2 separate regions of the Homo sapiens genome follow, and region 2 is linked to region 1. Evidence: read pairs that join two places in POLR2A ChIA-PET (ENCODE). Cell type or tissue: GM12878. All regions are shown on one strand.

Region 1 (8,000 bases):
TCAGTGCGTCAGTCAGGGCCGGGTTCAGTCAGTCAGGAAATTTGAGGCCAGGCCTGATGAGAGGGAGCCCCAATGGCAAAGGACAAGCGGCCGGGCTCGGGTCCGCTGGAGATGGCTGGGATCGCAGCCGTTCCCTGCCTATCTGTCCGCCCGCCCCACGCGCGAGAAGGAAACAAGCGCCGCGTACTCCCTGTCGCTCCATTCCGTATTTTCCCGCCTTCAAGCTCGCACCCTCTGCGCATGCGCCGACCCCGCCCCTGGCCAGCTGCGCTCCCGCGGACGAGTGTGTTGTGACGCGTGCTCCCGGCCCCGCCCTCTTTGAGAACTTGCGCGGCCAACTGGGCGGGGCCGACCGTTAAGCAGCAGTTTCGCGGTCCGCGGGCTGCGCGCGCAGTCGGCGCCCCTTGGGAGCAGGACGGCGCGCTCTGGGTGCGCTTGTGTGCCCCTGTGAGGCTCCTGGGTTCCACGGGGCGCCCAGGTTATACGGATCTCAGAGTCCTGTATTTATTCGGTGCTTCTAACTTCATCCACTCTGCCTTGGAAAATATACTCCATAACAATTTTTTTTTTTTTTTGAGACAAGATCTTGGTCTGTCGCCCAGGCTGGAGTGCAGTGGTGCGATCACAGCTCACTGTAGCCTCGACCTCCCAGGTTCAAGCGATCCTCCTGCCTCGGCCTCCTGAGTAGCAGTGTCATTCACCAGGCCCTTCTAATTTAAAAATATTTTTCTGGCCGGGCGCGGTGGCTCACGCCTGTAATCCCAGCACTTTGGGAGGCCGAGGCGGGTGGATCACCTGAGGTCATGAGTTCGAGACCAGCCTAGCCAACATGGTGAAACTGTCTCTACTAAAAATACAAAAAATAGCCGGGCGTGGTGGCGGGCGCCTATAGTCCCAGCTACTCGGGAGGCTGGGGCAGGAGAATTGCTTAAACCCAGGACGCAGAGGTTGCAGTGAGCTGAGATCATGCCACTGCACTCCAGCCGGGGTGACAGAGTAAAGCTCCGTCTCAAAAAAAAAAAAAAGATTGTATGTATATATACACACACACACACACACACACACACACATAATTATATTTTTTTTTCCTGTAGAAATGAGATCTCACTGTGCTGAGCCCAGGCTGATCCCCAACTCCTGGGCTCAAGCCGTCCTCCCGTCTTGGTCTCCCAAAGTGCTGTCTCAAAAAAAGAAGAAATTATCTGATCTACCCTATTGACTGTAGGTCATAAGACCCCCGTTTCAAAGAAGTTTCTGCCCCACACAAGGCCTATCTATCTAGATTCTTCTTGGCCTCTCTGAGCATGCATTCCTGAGACTCCAAGAAGAATCTAGACAGATAGGCCTTGCTGGGTTTCCCCACTCAGCCTATTAGTATTAGACGACCCCCCCGGCTTTTTTTTTTTTTTTTTTTTTTTGTCTTGCTCTGTTGTCCAGGCAACACTGGAGTGCAGTGGCAAGATCTCAACTCGCTGCAACCTTGGCCTCCCAGGTTCAAGCGATTCTCAGCCAACCAAGTAGCTGGGATTACAGATGCACCATGCCCAGCTAATTTTTGTATTTTTAGTAGAGATGGGGTTTTTCCATGTTGCTCAGGCTGGTCTCAAACTCCTGGCCTCAAGTGATCCACCCGCCTCAGCCTCCCAAAGTGTCAGGATTACAAGTATGAACCACGACAAACCCTTTTTGTCCAATCAAATTTCTACCTGGGTGTTCAAACTTTGCTGAACCTAAGCATAAGACACTTTTCATTAATCAGGCATGGTGGCGGGCACCTGTAATCCCAGCTGCTTGGGAAGCTGAGGCTGCTGTGAGCCAAGATCGCCCCTACACTCCAGCCCAGGGAACAGAGCCAGACTCCGTCTCAAAACAAAACAAAACAAAAACACAGTTTCCCCTGTATCTCTGGATCTTCATTCTGAAGGCTTGTCAGGTAACACTATGATCAAATACATTCGTATTCCTTTTCTCTTATTAATCTGCCTTTTCTCAGTAATTTTTAGTGAAACTTCAGAGGGCAATAAGGAAGCTTTCTCTTCACCCCTACACAGCCAAAGTTCAGATTTGATGGAAATGGCAAGATTCCAGGGTACTTGTGTTTATTTAGACACATAAATATGTATTTAACGACAGGGTCTCACTCTGTTGCCCAGGCTGGAGTGCAGTGGTGTAATCACGGCTCATTGCAGCCTCGACCTCCCAGGCTCAAGTGATCAACCTCAGTCTCTGGAGTACCTGGGATTACAGGCATGAGCCACTATGCTGAGCTAATTTTTGTTTTCTGTTTTTGGGGGACAGGTCTCACTCTGTGGCCCAGACTGGAGTGCAGTGGTGTGATCTCAGCTCCCTACAACCTCCACCTCCTGGGTTCAAGTGATTCTCCCACCTCAGCCTCCCAGATAGCTGGGACTACAGGTGCCTGCCATCATGCCTGCTAATTTTTGTTTTTTGTTTTTTTTTTTGGAACAGAGTCTTCTTCTGTCACCCAGGCTGTAGTGCAGTGGCACAATCTTGGCTCACTGCAACCTCCACCTCCTGGTTCAAACGATTCTCGTGCCTCAGCCTCCCGGGTAGCTGGGACTACAGGTGCTCACCACCACGCCCAGCTTTTTTTTTGTATTTTTAGTAGAGACGGGTTTTCACCACGTTGGCCAGGCTGCTCTCGAACTCCTGACCTCAAGTGATCTGCCTGCCTCAGCTTCCCAAAGTGTTGGAATTACAGGCGTGAGCCACCACGCCCAGCCTAATTTTTTTTTTTTTTTTTTTGAGACGGAGTCTTGCTCTATTGCCCAGGCTGGAGTGCAGTGGTGCGATCTCCGCTCACTGCAAGCTCCGCCTCCCAGGTTCACACCATTCTCCTGCCTCAGCCTCCTGAGTAGCTGGGACTACAGGCACCCGCCACCACGCCCGGCTAATTTTTTGTATTTTTAGTAGACAGGGTTTCACCATGTTGGCCAGGATGGTCTCAATCTCTTGACCTCATGATCCACACGCCTCAGCCTCCCAAAGTGCTGGGATTACAGGCATGAGCCACCGCACCCAGCCCTAATTTTTTTATTTTTAGTAGAGATGGGGTTTCACCACGTTGGCCAGGCTGCTCCTGAATTCCTGACCTCAAGTGACCCACCCACCTTGGCCTCCCAAAAGTTCTGGGATTACAGAAGTGAGCCACTGTGCCTGGCTCAGTACCCATACTTTTTTTTTTTTTTTTTGTATTTTTAGTAGAGACGGGGTTTCACCCTGTTAGCCAGGATGGTCTCGATCGCCTGGCCTCGTGACCCGCCCGCCTCAGCCTCCCAAAGTGCTGCGATTACAGACGCGGGCCACCTCGCCCAGCCCAGTACCCAGAATTTTGACCATCAAGTGGCACACTGAGCTAGGGGGACCCAACAAGACCCCTCACCCCTAAGGAAAGCCACCAGATGGGGGCAACTGCCCACTTTATTAGACAATAGGTGGCCCACAGGTCTCCTCAGGGCCCACCCTCACAGTAGACACACCACACAGGACAACAGAAGGAACCTGCTACCCAGTCCTCTGTCCCTGGGATTCTGGTCCTGGGACAGGTGGGAAAGAGGAAGGTGGGGGCTGGCCTCACAGAGGCCTCATAAATACAAGGTCACTGGCCAGGGATGCAAAGGAGCGCAGCAGCAGGGACTCGGGGAGGATGACCTGTCCTAGAGTGGCCCATGTCACGCAGCCTCCTGTGTGGGAGGGGGCCTCGGCTCGGCATCCAGGCGGCACAGGGGACTGTCATACACCATCTGCAGGTTCACCTTGTGGCCCACCAGCTCCCGGATATTGTTGATGCCATATTTGATCATCGTTGGGCTTGTGGGGGAGGGAACAGAGTTTATCATGAGGTCAGCACGTGCACCCTTCTGCTCAGATTTCCATGGCTCCCATCTTCTTCAGAGGAAAAGTTCAAGTTCTCCCCATGACCCACAGGGCCCTGCGCCAACTGCTCTATCACCTCTCACCCTCCGCCTTCAGCCACACCAGCCTCCTCACTCTTCTCCTAATACAAAAAGCACATTCCCACCTCTGGGCCTTTGAACTGACTGTGACCACTACCTGGGACACCCTTCCCCAGATACTCTCATGGTTTACCTCTTTATCTACCTCTAGATTTTGCTTAGGTGGCACTTCTTCCTCCATGATGCCTTCACTGACCACGTAGTTGCCTTAGCCCTCCCTATACCACTTACTGCCCTGGTACACACTTCTGTCTTCTTTTGCTGAGTGCATTTGTTTTTTTGAAACAGAGTCTCACTCTGTAACCTAGGGTGGAGTGCAGTGGCGTAATCTCAGCTCACTGCAACCTCCGCCTCCCAGGTTCAAGTGATTCTCATACCTCAGCCTCCTGAGTACCTAGGACTAGGACTACAGACGCACGCAACAGTGCCTGGCTAATTTTTGTAGTTTTAGTAGAGACGGGAGACAGAGTCACACTCTGTTGTCTAGACTAGAATAGAGTGCAGTGGCATGATCTTGGCTCACTGCAACCTCTGCCTCCTGGGTTCAAACGATTCTCCTGCCTCAGCCTCCTAAGTAGCTGGGATTACAGGCACCTGCTACCACGCCAGGCTAATTTTTATATTTTTAGTAGAGATGAGGTTTCGCCATGTTGGCCAGGCTGGCCTCGAACTCCTGTCCTCAGGTGATGCACCTGCTTCAGCCACCCACAGTGCTTGGATTACAGGCATGTGCCACCACGCCTGGCCTGTTTTTATTCTTTGTAGAGGCGGAGACTTGCTCTATTGCCCAGGCTGATCTCAAACTCCTGGCTCAGGCGATCCTCCTGCCTTGGCCTCCCACAGCACTGGGATGACAGGCATGAGCTACCACGCCTGGCCTGATGTACTTGTTGGTCTTGCTAGTTATCATCCTTCTCGCTCCACTGGGACCCCAGATTCAGAGGGAGGGACATAAGCTGTCATGTTCACAGCACGGGGCTGAGCATTCAGTTTGTACTCACGATGAAAGTTTTGTCCATTGGATGAATGAATGGGTGGTGCTGAAACCACGCAGGCCCCTATACCTGGAGAGTTATTTGAGGCAGCTGGACACCCCGAGTTTCCACTTGGGCACTTACCGCTCCAGGGAGAGGCCCCAGGCAATGACCGACACGTTCTCGGGAAGCCCCATGGGCAGCAGCATCTCTGGACGGAAGACCCCCGAGTTTCCGACCTCCACCCACTTCTTCAGGCCTGCAGAGGCAGGACAGAAAAGACGGGCAGTGCGTGTTGAGTTTCTGGGCACTGCTGGTACAGGTTCTGGGTCTAGGTGGTGAGCTTGGGAGGTGGGGTACAGGCATGGCAATGGGGGGACCCAGGCCAAACCATAGTAGCCTGAGACCTCCCTCCCACCCCAGTACCAGGGCCTACCCTGACCTTGGTGGTAGCTGAACACCTCCATGCTGGGCTCTGTGTATGGGTTGTAGGCTGGCTTGAAGCGGAGTTGCGTGATACCTGCAGGAAGTGGGGGGCGGGCAGGAGAGCAGGGGTTTGGAGGATAATGCTGGTGATCAACACACCTGCCCGCTGCCTCACCACCATGGCCCACCCCTGCCCCCCTGCTCACCCAGCTTGGTGAAGAACTCCCGCAGAACGCCCATGAGGTGGCCCAAGGTGAGACCATGATCCGCCACCACGCCCTCGATCTGGTGGAACTCAGCCAGGTGCGTGGCGTCCAGGGTCTCATTCCGGAATACGCGGTCGATGGAGAAGTACTTGACCGGAGTGAAGGGCTTCTAGGGGTGACAACCGAGCCAGGCCCAGGTATGGGTCAGAAGGTCCCTTTGACAGCACCCTCTCCCCACTGGGGCCCCCGCCTGGGCCAACCGCACCTTCTGGGCAAGGCGGTAGAGCGCACGGGCGCTGGCTGATGTGGTGTGGGTTCGCAGTAGGTTTTTCCGGGCCTCGTCCAGCTTCCAGTTATACTTGTACCTTCAGGAGGGAAGGTGGGAAGTCCATGCAATGGCCCAGGGGTCCCCAGCCTCCTTCCCTTCCATACCAGGTAAGTCCTGCCTCACCCCTGTGAGCCGTAGCCGCCCTGAGAGTGGGTCCGCTTGACCCGCTGGACATAGTCCATTGGGAGCTGCAGGGCCTCCGCTGGATCTGGGCAGGACAGAGCAACATCAGGTCAGTCAACGAGCATTTCCCACCCCTTTTTTTTTTTCAGACAGGGTCTCACTGTTGTCCAGGCTGGAGTGCGGTGGTGCAATCTGGGCTTACTGCAACCTCTGCCTCCCAGGTTCAAGTGATTCTCGTGCCTCAGTTTTCTCATTTGTGTGTGGCTTTTTTGGGTTCTTTTTTTTTGAGACAGAGTCTTGTTCAGTTGGCCCAGCTGAAGTACAATGGCTCAATCTTGGCTCACTGCAACCTCCACCTCCCAAGTTCAAGCAATTCTCCTGATTCAGCCTCCCAAGTAGCTGGGATTACAGGTGCCTGCCACCACACCCGGGAAATTTTTGTATTTTTAGTAGAGATGGGGTTTCGCCATGTTGGTCAGGGTGGTCTCGAACTCCTGATCTCAGGTGATCCACCCACCTCGGCCTCCCAGTGTTGGGATTACAGGCATGAGCCACTGCACCTGGGCTTTATTTATGTATGTACGTATGTATGTATGTATTTTGAGATGGAGTCTTGCTCTGTTGCCCAGGCTGGAGTGCAGTGGCATGATCTTGGCTCACTGCAACCTCCTCCTCCCAGGTTCAAGCAATTCTCCTGCCTCAGCCTCCCAAGTAGCTGGGATTACAGAAGTGCACCACCACACACAGCTAATTTTTTATATTTGGTAGACGTGGGGTTTCACCATGTTGGCCAGGCTGGTCTCGAACTCCTGACTTCAAGTGATCCGCCTGCCTGGGCCTCCCAAAGTGCTGGGATCATGCCACCGCGCCCGACCTTTTTATTTTTTCTTTTTTTTTGAGACGGAGTCTCGCTCTGTCGCCCAGGCTGGAGTGCAGTGGCGCGATCTCGGCTCACTGCAACCTCTGCCTCCCAGGTTCGAGTGATTCTCCTGCCTCAGCCTCCTGAATAGATGGGACTACAGGCACACGCCACCATGCCCAGCTAATTTTTGTATTTTTAGTAGAGATGGGATTTCACCATGTTGGCCAGGATGGTCTCGATCCACCCACCGTGGCCTCCCAAAGTGCTGGAATTACAGGCGTGAGCCACCGCGCCCGGCCTATTTTTTTTTTTTAAAGGGACAAAATTTTTTTTTTTTTTAGACGGAGTCTCGCTCAGTCACCCAGGCTGGAGTGCAGTGGCATGATCTCGGCTAACTGCCAGCTCCGCCTCCAGGGTTCACACCATTCTCCTGCCTCAGCCTCCCGAGTAGCTGGGACTACAGGCGCCCGCCACTATGCCTGGCTAATTGTTTTTGTATTTTTGGTAGAGACGGGGTTTCACTGTGTTATCCAGGATGGTCTTGATCTCCTGACCTCGCGATCCGCCCGTCTCAGCCTCCCAAAGTGCTGGGATTACAGGCGTGAGCCACCGCGCCCGGCCTAAAGAGACAAAGTCTTGCTCTGTTGCTTGGCCTGCAGTGCAGTGATGCAATCATAGCTCACTGCAGCCTCAAACTCCCAGGCTCAAGCAATCCTTCACCTCAGCCTCCCGAGTAGCTGCAACTACAGGCGTGCACTACTATGCCCAGCTAATTTTATTTGTACAGATGGGTCTTTCTATGTTGCTTAGGCTGTTCTCAAACTCCTGGGCTCAAGCGATCCTCCTCCCTTGCCCTCCCAAACAGTGGGATTATACCCACTGAGGCTGGCCAAGTTTCCTTCTTTGTAAAAAGGGGTAACAGTACTGCTTCCAGTAGTTGGCAGGAAGATTAGAATAGTGGCTAGTATGTGATGAGTGCTTAGTAAGTTTTGGGTGCTATGACAATAATGACAAGAATGATGTTGCTCCTCTGGCCAGGTAAGCCGGCACCCAATGACCTCAACTGCCCTCTTGGTCAGGAAGGCCACCCCATTGTGGGAAGTC
Region 2 (8,000 bases), 320 kb before region 1:
TAACCTGCTCTTTAACAAAAATTGTAAAGGGTAATAAAAAATCTATAAAAATTGCCAAACATTGGCGTAAATATGTCTATAAAATTGGGTAAATATGTCTATAAGGTTTTATTAAGAATTGGGTTTAGGCCAGGCGCCGTGGCTCACGCCTGTAATCCCAGCACTTTGGGAGGCCGAGGCGGGCAGATCACGAGGTTAGGAGATCGAGACCATCCTGGCTAACATGGTGAAACCCCGTCTCTACTAAAAAAAAAACACAAAAAATTAGCCAGGCATGGTGGCGGGCACCTGTAGTCCCAGCTACTCGGGAGGCTGAGGCAGGAGAATGGTGTGAACCCAGGAGGTGGAAGTTGCAGTGAGCCGAGATGTGCCACTGCACTCCAGCCTGAGCGAAAGAGCGAGACTCTGTCTCAAAAAAAAAAAGAAAAGAAAAGAATTGGGTTTAACAGTAATAGTATACTAATGTAAATGTGAAATTTGGCTTATTTGGTACAAAAATCATAGAGGAAGCAAAGTCAAATATAAAATGGAGTATGGCTTTCTTTGGACTATATCTGTATATATATGTTATTGGTATGTGTTCCAAAATGATGGAAAACTCTTGTAATTCTGATATATCAGTGTATGTTATCAGTAATAATTATAATTATTATGTTAAATTATTGTGTGCCACAGAGTAACAGATTTCCTTGTCAATTGTGTCTTTAGCTATGGCTACCCTAAAACTTTGTCATCCATAAATAATTGTTGTCTTGTCTTGGTCCTCTTTAGAAGGTGGTTTTATAATCAGCTATAAAGCTCTAACAGGTGCTCTTGAATGCAAGTTTTAGATAACTTTGGAGATTGTGACATCAGAATAGAGAAAAAATGTTCAGGACTCTTGTCCTAGCACTTTGGGAAGCCAAGGTGGGTGGATCACTTAAGCCCAGGAGTTCCAGACCAGCCTGGCCAACATGACACAACCTGTCTCTCCAAAAAATACAAAAATTAGCCAGGTGTGGTGGTGCACGCCTGTAGCCCCAGCTACTTGGGAGGCTGAGGTGGGAGGATCCTTTGAGCCTGGAAGGCAGAGACTGCAGTGAGCTGAGGCTCACAGCTTTCCAGTCAGGGAGACAGGGTAAGACCCTGTCTCAAAAAAAAAAGAAAAAAAAAAGGCCAGGTGCGTTGGCTTACGCCTGTAATCCCAGCACTTTCGGAGGCCAAGGCGGGTAGATCACGAGGTCAGGAGATCGAGACCATCCTGGCTAACACGGTGAAACTCCGTCTCTACTAAAAATACAAAAAATTAGCCAGGCGTGGTGGCGGGCACCTGTAGTCCCAGCTACTCGGGAGGCTGAGGCAGGAGAATGGTGTGAACCCGGGAGGCGAAGGTTGCAATGAGCCGATATTGCGCCATTGCACTCTAGCCTGGGTGACAGAGCAAGACTCCGTCTGAAAAAAAAAAAACAAAAACAAAGAATTGGGGTCTCACTCTGTCACCCAGGCTAGACTAGAGTGGTACAATCATAGCTCACTGCAGCCAAAACTCCCAGGCTCCAGCAATCCTCCTCCCTCAGCCATCAAGCAGCTGGGACTACAGGTGTATGCCACAAACCTGGCTAATTTTTTTTTATAAGATATGAGGTTGCACTATATTGCCCAGGCTGGTCTTGAACTCCAGGACTCAGATGATCATGCCACTGTGCTCGGCCCAATTTTATTATTTTTTGTATGTCTATCCAACTGTCACAACACCAATTTATGAAAATAATATTCTAGGCCAGGTGCGGTGGCATAGGCCTGTAATCCCAGCACTTTGGGAGGCCAAGGCGGGCGGATCACGAGGTCAGGAGATCGAGACCATCCTGGCTAACATGGTGAAACCCTGTCTCTACTAAAAATACAAAAAAAATTAGCCGGGCTTGGTGGCAGGCTCCTGTAGTCCCAGCTACTCAGGAGGCTGAGGCAGGAGAATGGCGTGAACCCGGGAGGCGGAGCTTGCAGTGAGCCGAGATCGCACCACTGCACTCCAGCCTGGGCGAGAGAGCAAGACTCTGACTCAACAAAAAAAAAAGAAAAAAGTAAAAAAAGAAAATAATATTATTTCCCGATTCCTGGCACCGTTTTTGAAACTCAGTTCACTATATACACACACACACACACACACACACACACACACACACACACACACACACATATATGGGCCTATTTCTGGAATTTCAATTTCATGCCATTGATCTCTATGTCTGAATTGCCTCATGTATTTGATATGAAAATTTTGCTGCTACTGGAGACTGGGTGACATAAATTAAATTGTATATCAGAAAACCTTTGGCTGGCGCGGTAGCTCCCGCCTGTAATCCCAGCACTGCGGGAGGCCGAGGCAGGAGGATTACCTGAGGTCAGGAACTTGAGACCAGCCTGGCCAACAGGGTGAAACCCCATCTCTACCAAAAAAATAAAAATAATTAGTTGGGCATGGTGGCAGGCACCTGTAGTCCCAACTATGTAGGAAGCTGAGGCAGGAGAATCACTTAAACCCAGGAGACAAAGGTTGCAGCGAGCCGAGATGATGCCACTGGACTCCAACCTGGGCAATAGAGCAAGACTCTGTCTCAAAAAAAGAAAACCACTGAGGTCTTCCTAGAGGGTAATGGTCATCTACACAGTGCAGCCCATCATGTATATTTCTTTTTTTTTTTTTTTGTCGAGACAAGGTTTCACTATGGTTATGCAGGCTAGAGTACAGTGGTGTGATCTCGGCTTACTGCAGCCTTGACCTCCCAGGCTCAGATGATTCTCTCACCTCAGCCTCCCGAGAAGCTGGGCCTACAGGTGCGCACCACCACGCCGGGCTAGTTTTTTGTATTTTTAGTAGAAACAAGGTTTCGCCATGTTGGCCAGGCTGGTCTCAAACTCCTGGGCTCATGCAATCCACCTGCCTCAGCCTCCCAGAGTGCTGGGATTACAGGTGTGAGCCACCACACCTGGCCCCATCATGGGTTTTTCTTATGTGCAGAGTACTTATTCAAATCCACAGTGATTTCCCAGTTGACACACAGACAAGAACTATGGATTCTTAGAGAATATCCAAGTTATAATTGAATCAAACTGCAGAGAGAGGGTATCATTTTGAGTACCACCCCCCAGTTTGGTGGAAAAGAAAGTTGTGATATTGTGAAATATATAATTTGGGTTTTGTCCAGGGTTCCTGGCTCACAGTTGCTAAAAACCTTGTAATTTCCTAAGCGACTAGAGCAATTGGAGTATCTTTTGTTAAAATATTTGGGCTGCCTGTAATCCCACCATGTTGGGAGGCTGAGGCAGGCAGGATGCTTGAGCCCAGGAGTTCAAGACCAGCCTGGGCAACACAGTGAGATCCTATCTCTACAAAAAATACAAAAATTGGCCAGGCATAGGGGTGTGTGCCTATAGTCTCAGCTACTTGAGAGGTTGAGGTGGGAGGGTCACCTGAGCTCAGGGAAGTCAAGGCTGCAGTGAGCTGTGATGACACCACTGCACTCCAGCCTAGGTGACAGAGTAAGACTCTGTCTCAAAAAACAAACAACAAAAAAAAGGCTGGGCGCTGGGGCTCACATCTGTAATCCCAGTACTTTGGGAGGCCAAGGTAGGTGGATGCTTGAGCTCAGGTGTTTGAGACCAGTCTGGGCAACATGGCGAAAACCCATCTCTACTAAAAATAGAAAAAAATAGCCAGATGTGGTGGCGTGCACCTGTAGTCCCAGCTACTCAGGAGGCTGTGGTGGGATCATTGCTTGAACCCGGGGGTGGAGGCTGCATTGAGCCAAGATTGTGCCACTGTCACTGGGTGACAGAGTGAAGGAGACCCTATCTCAAAAAAAAAAAAAAATGGCCTTTTGTATTCAGTTCTTAAAATAGCTCTAGAAGAGTTCCAGAGTGACAGGTGGAAGAAATGTCTTTAGTTATTCATAACCATCCCCTTTCCACCACAGCTAAGTTTATGTTAATGGGGTGATTTTTGGAAAGCTCCTACAAACCACAGGATGTGAGGCTAGTTGCCAGGGAACCAACCATGTGACTGGAGCTTTGAAACTTTCAGCTCTGTCCCCACCTCCAGGGAGGGAAGAGAAAACTGAAGGTTGAGTTGATCACCCATAGTGAATGATGTGATTAATCATGTCACCATAATAAAGCCACCATAAAAACCCAAAAACACGGCTCAGAGAGCCTTCTGGTTGGTAAATAAGAACATAACCATATGCCTGGAGGTATCTCTTCATCTGGCTGTTCATTCGTATCATTTAAAATATCCTTTGTAGGGCCAGGTGTGGTGGCTCACGCCTGTAATCCCAGCACTTTGGGAGGCTGAGGCAGGTGGATCACTTGAGGTCAGGAGTTCAAGACCAGCTTGACCAACATGATGAAACCCCATCTCTACTTAAAATACAAAAATTAGGCCAGGTGCAGTGGCTCACACCTATAATCCCAGCACTTTGGGAGGACAAGGTGGGCGGATCATGAGGTCAGGAGTTCGAGACCAGCCTGGCCAGCATGGTGAAACCCTGCCTCTACTAAAAACATAGACACACAGAAAAAAAATTAGCTGGGCATGGTGGCATGGGCCTGTAATCCAGCTACTTGAGAGACTGAGGTAGGAGAATCACTTGACCCTGGTAGGCAGAGGCTGCAGTGAGCCAAGATTGTGCCACTGCACTCCAGCCTGGGCAAAAGAGTGAGACTCTATCTCAAAAAAAAAAAAATTAGCCAGGCGTGGTGGTGGGCGCCTGTAATCCCAGCTACTTGGGAAGCTGAGGCAGGAGAATTGCTTGAACCTGGGAGGCAGAGGTTGCAGTGAGCTGAGATCGCGCCATTGCACTCCAGCCTGGGCGACAAGAGCAAAACTCCGTCTCAAAAAAAAAATAATAATAATAATAAATAAAATAAAATATCCTTTGTAGGCTGGGTGCAGTGGTTCACACCTGTAATGCCAGCACTTTGGGAGGCCAAGGCAGATGGATCACTTGAGGTCAGGAGTTCGAGACCAGCCTGGCCAACATGGTGAAACCCCTTCTCTACTAAAAATACAAAAATAGCTGGGCGTGGTGGAGGATGCCTGTCATTCCAGCTACTCGGGAGGCTGAAACACGAGAATCATTTGAACCCTGGAGATGGAGGTTGCAGTGAGCCAAGATCGTGCTGCTACACTCCAGCCTGGCAACAGAGTGAGACCCTGTCTCAAAATAAAGAGTAAACAAATAAATAAATAATAAAATATCCTTTGTAAGACTAGGCACAGTGACTCACTCCTATAATCTCAGTGCTTTGAGAGGAGCGAGGTGGGAGGATCTCTTGAGACCTGGAGGTTGAGACTAGCCTGGACAACAGAGCGAGACCCTAACTTTACAAAAAATAAATAATTAGTTGAGTGTGGTGGCACATGCCTATATTCCTAGCTACTTGCGGGGCTGATGAGGGAGGATCGCTTGATCCCAAGAGTTGAAGGCTGCAATGAGCTATGATCCTGCCACTGCACTCCAGCCTGGGAGACAGAGTGAAACCCTGCTCTATTAAAAAAAAAAAAAACACTTTGTAATAAATGGGTGAATGTAAGTAAAGTGTTTCTGTGAGTTCTGTAGGCTGCTACAGCAAATTAATCAAACCCAAAGAGTGGGTCATGAAAACCCTGATTTACAGCTTGTTGGTCAGAAGCATAGGTCACATCCTGGGACTTACAACTGACATTTGCAGTGAGGGGCATTCTTGTGAGCCGTTAGCTTTTGGTATTGGACTCCGTCTCCAGGTAGATACTGTCACAATTAAATTGAATTATATAGCACACCCAGCTGGTGTCTGCTTGAGAAGTGGTTATTGGTGGACCAGAAGTGAAGTATTCTGTTAAATATTTTGTTAATGGTTTTCCTATCCCTTTAAGAAAAGTGTATTTGAGACCCTCGAATAGGATTTTTTTTTAATTTAATTTTTTTTTTTGAGACAGAGTTTTGCTCTTGTTGCCCAGGCTGGCGTGCAATGATCTTGGCTCACCGCAACCTCCACCTCCCGGGTTCAAGCAATTATCCTGCCTCAGCCTCCCAAGTAGCTGGGATTACAGGCATGTGCCACCACGTCCCGCTAATTTTGTATTTTTAGTAGAAACAGGGTTTCTCCATGTTGGTCAGGCTGGTCTCAAACTCCCGACCTCAGGTGATCCACCCACCTCGGCCTCCCAAAGTGCAGGGATTACAGGCATGAGCCACCGCGCCTGGCCTAAAATAGGATTTTTTTTTTTTTTCATTTTAGAGACAGAGACTCACTCTATTGCCCAAGCTGGAGTGCAGTGGCACAATCATAGGTCATTGTAGCCTCCAACTCTTGGACTCAAGGGATCTCTGCTATGGGACTACAGGCACATGCCACCACCCTGGGTAATTCTTTTTTTTTTTTTTTTTTTGAGACAGGGTCTCTATCTGTTGCCCAGGCTAGAGTGCAGTGGCATGATCTCAGCTCACTGCAACCTCTGCCTCCTGAGTTCAAGCAATTCTTCTGCCTCAGCCTGCTGAGTAGCTGGGACTACAGGTGTGCACCACCATGCCCCGCTAATTTTTTGTATTTTAGTAGAGATGCGGTTTCGCCATGTTGGCCAGGCTGGTCTTGAACTCCTGACCTCAAGTGATTTACCCACCTCAGCCTCCCAAAGTGCTAGGATTACAGGTGTGAGCCACTGCACCTGGCCAATTTTTTTTATTTTTATAGAGACAGGATTTCACTCTGTTGCCCAGGCTTTGATGTCCTTTTATAAAAGGAATCACTGGAAGATTTTTATTTTAATGATCAGCAAAGGCCTAAAAGTCCATGACCATTCACAAGTATCATTTCCATATGGTAGATTTCCAGCACATGTTAGGAAAGAAAAAAAATGAACAGCTTTGTGTTTTACTAAAGAACAAATAAAATCCCATTTTTATTCAATATTTCAATAATTTATGTTTGCACATCACTGTGGTGACTAATGTGATTTCATAATCATTAGTATTTCATTTGATTAGCCCCACCCAATCATACCTCCCATCTTGCAAATGAAAAAAGTTAAGTATGGAGAGCACAAAGTCTTGTCTAAACTCATATGGCTCATAAGTAATAATGAAATTGGCCAGGTGTGGTAGCTCACGCCTACCATCCCAACACTGGGAGGCTGATGTGGGAGGATCACTTGAGTCCAGGAGTTCAAGATCAGCCTGGGCAACATAGCAGGACCCTGTCTCTAAAATTTAAAAAATTTAAATTTTTTTTTTTTTTTGAGGTGGAGTCTCACTCTGTCACCCAGGCTAGAGTGCAGTGGCATGATCTCGGCTCACTGCAACCTCCACCTTCTGGGTTCAAGCAATTCTCCTGCCTCAGCCTCCCAAATAGCTGGGATTACAGATGTGCACAACCACACCTGGCTAAAAAAAGAATTTTTTTAAAATTAGCCAAGCGTGGTGGCGCACACCTAGTCCTAGTTCCAGCTACTAGTCCCAGCTACTAGGGAGCCTGTGAAGTTGAGTCTACAGTGAGCTGTGATCTTGCCACTGCACTCCAGCCTGGGTGACAGAACATAATAGTAATAGTAATACAATATAATAACAGTAATAATAATGGAACTTCTCAGTATTAAAGTCCAAATGTGTGCCACCACATATACTGAGCACTGTCAAAAACTGAAAACTCAGGCCAGGCATAGTGACTCACACCTGTAATCCCTGCACTTTGGGAGGTTGAGGCAGGAGAATTGCTTGAAGCCAGGAGCTTGAGACCAGCCTGGGCAACACAGCAAGATCCCTGTCTCAAAAAAAAAAAAAAGGAACAAACAAGAACAGCATAGCATCTGCAGACAGAGAAGCAGCAGCAAATCAGTGGAGGCCAGGATTGATAGCTTCCCCATTTCGGGTTTTGGTAGACAGGAAGGACGGTGACCCAGACACTGAAAAATACCAGCATGCTGAACTTAAGGATTGGCTTATTGAAAATGTCAGGCAAGTTCCTGGCCAGAAAAGCCACATTGA

What was found. Peaks named below come from ENCODE experiments on the same cell type or tissue, not always from the same donor. Only the 100,000 strongest peaks of a DNase experiment are listed, where the experiment ranks them.
Region 2: POLR2A ChIA-PET joins it to region 1 with 8 read pairs; 2 of 35 experiments call an interaction of 5 or more read pairs at or near these places.

What each region holds. Positions count from the first base shown.
Region 1 is chr19:12,919,056-12,927,055 of GRCh38, forward strand. It overlaps SYCE2 (synaptonemal complex central element protein 2), which reads right to left and starts at 238. Exons shown (of 6, transcript NM_001105578.2): 1 at 188-238. The coding sequence starts at 202. It overlaps FARSA (phenylalanyl-tRNA synthetase subunit alpha), which reads right to left. Exons shown (of 13, transcript NM_004461.3): 8 at 6,035-6,119; 9 at 5,849-5,948; 10 at 5,584-5,752; 11 at 5,394-5,471; 12 at 5,096-5,210; 13 at 3,424-3,831. The coding sequence ends at 3,693. MIR5695 (microRNA 5695) reads left to right here and starts at 1,265; the gene lies at 1,265-1,349. RefSeq lists an enhancer at 1-57. In GM12878, no CTCF peak of the experiment used is centred here; a DNase peak (open chromatin) is centred at 296; H3K4me3 peaks cover 231 bases; H3K27ac peaks cover 167 bases.
Region 2 is chr19:12,599,954-12,607,953 of GRCh38, forward strand. All of the region lies in intron 2 of ZNF490 (zinc finger protein 490), which reads right to left. It also overlaps the pseudogene VN2R16P. Among named protein-coding and RNA genes, the nearest start is that of ZNF490, 6.9 kb to the right of the region's middle. In GM12878, no CTCF peak of the experiment used is centred here; a DNase peak (open chromatin) is centred at 4,018; H3K27ac peaks cover 401 bases.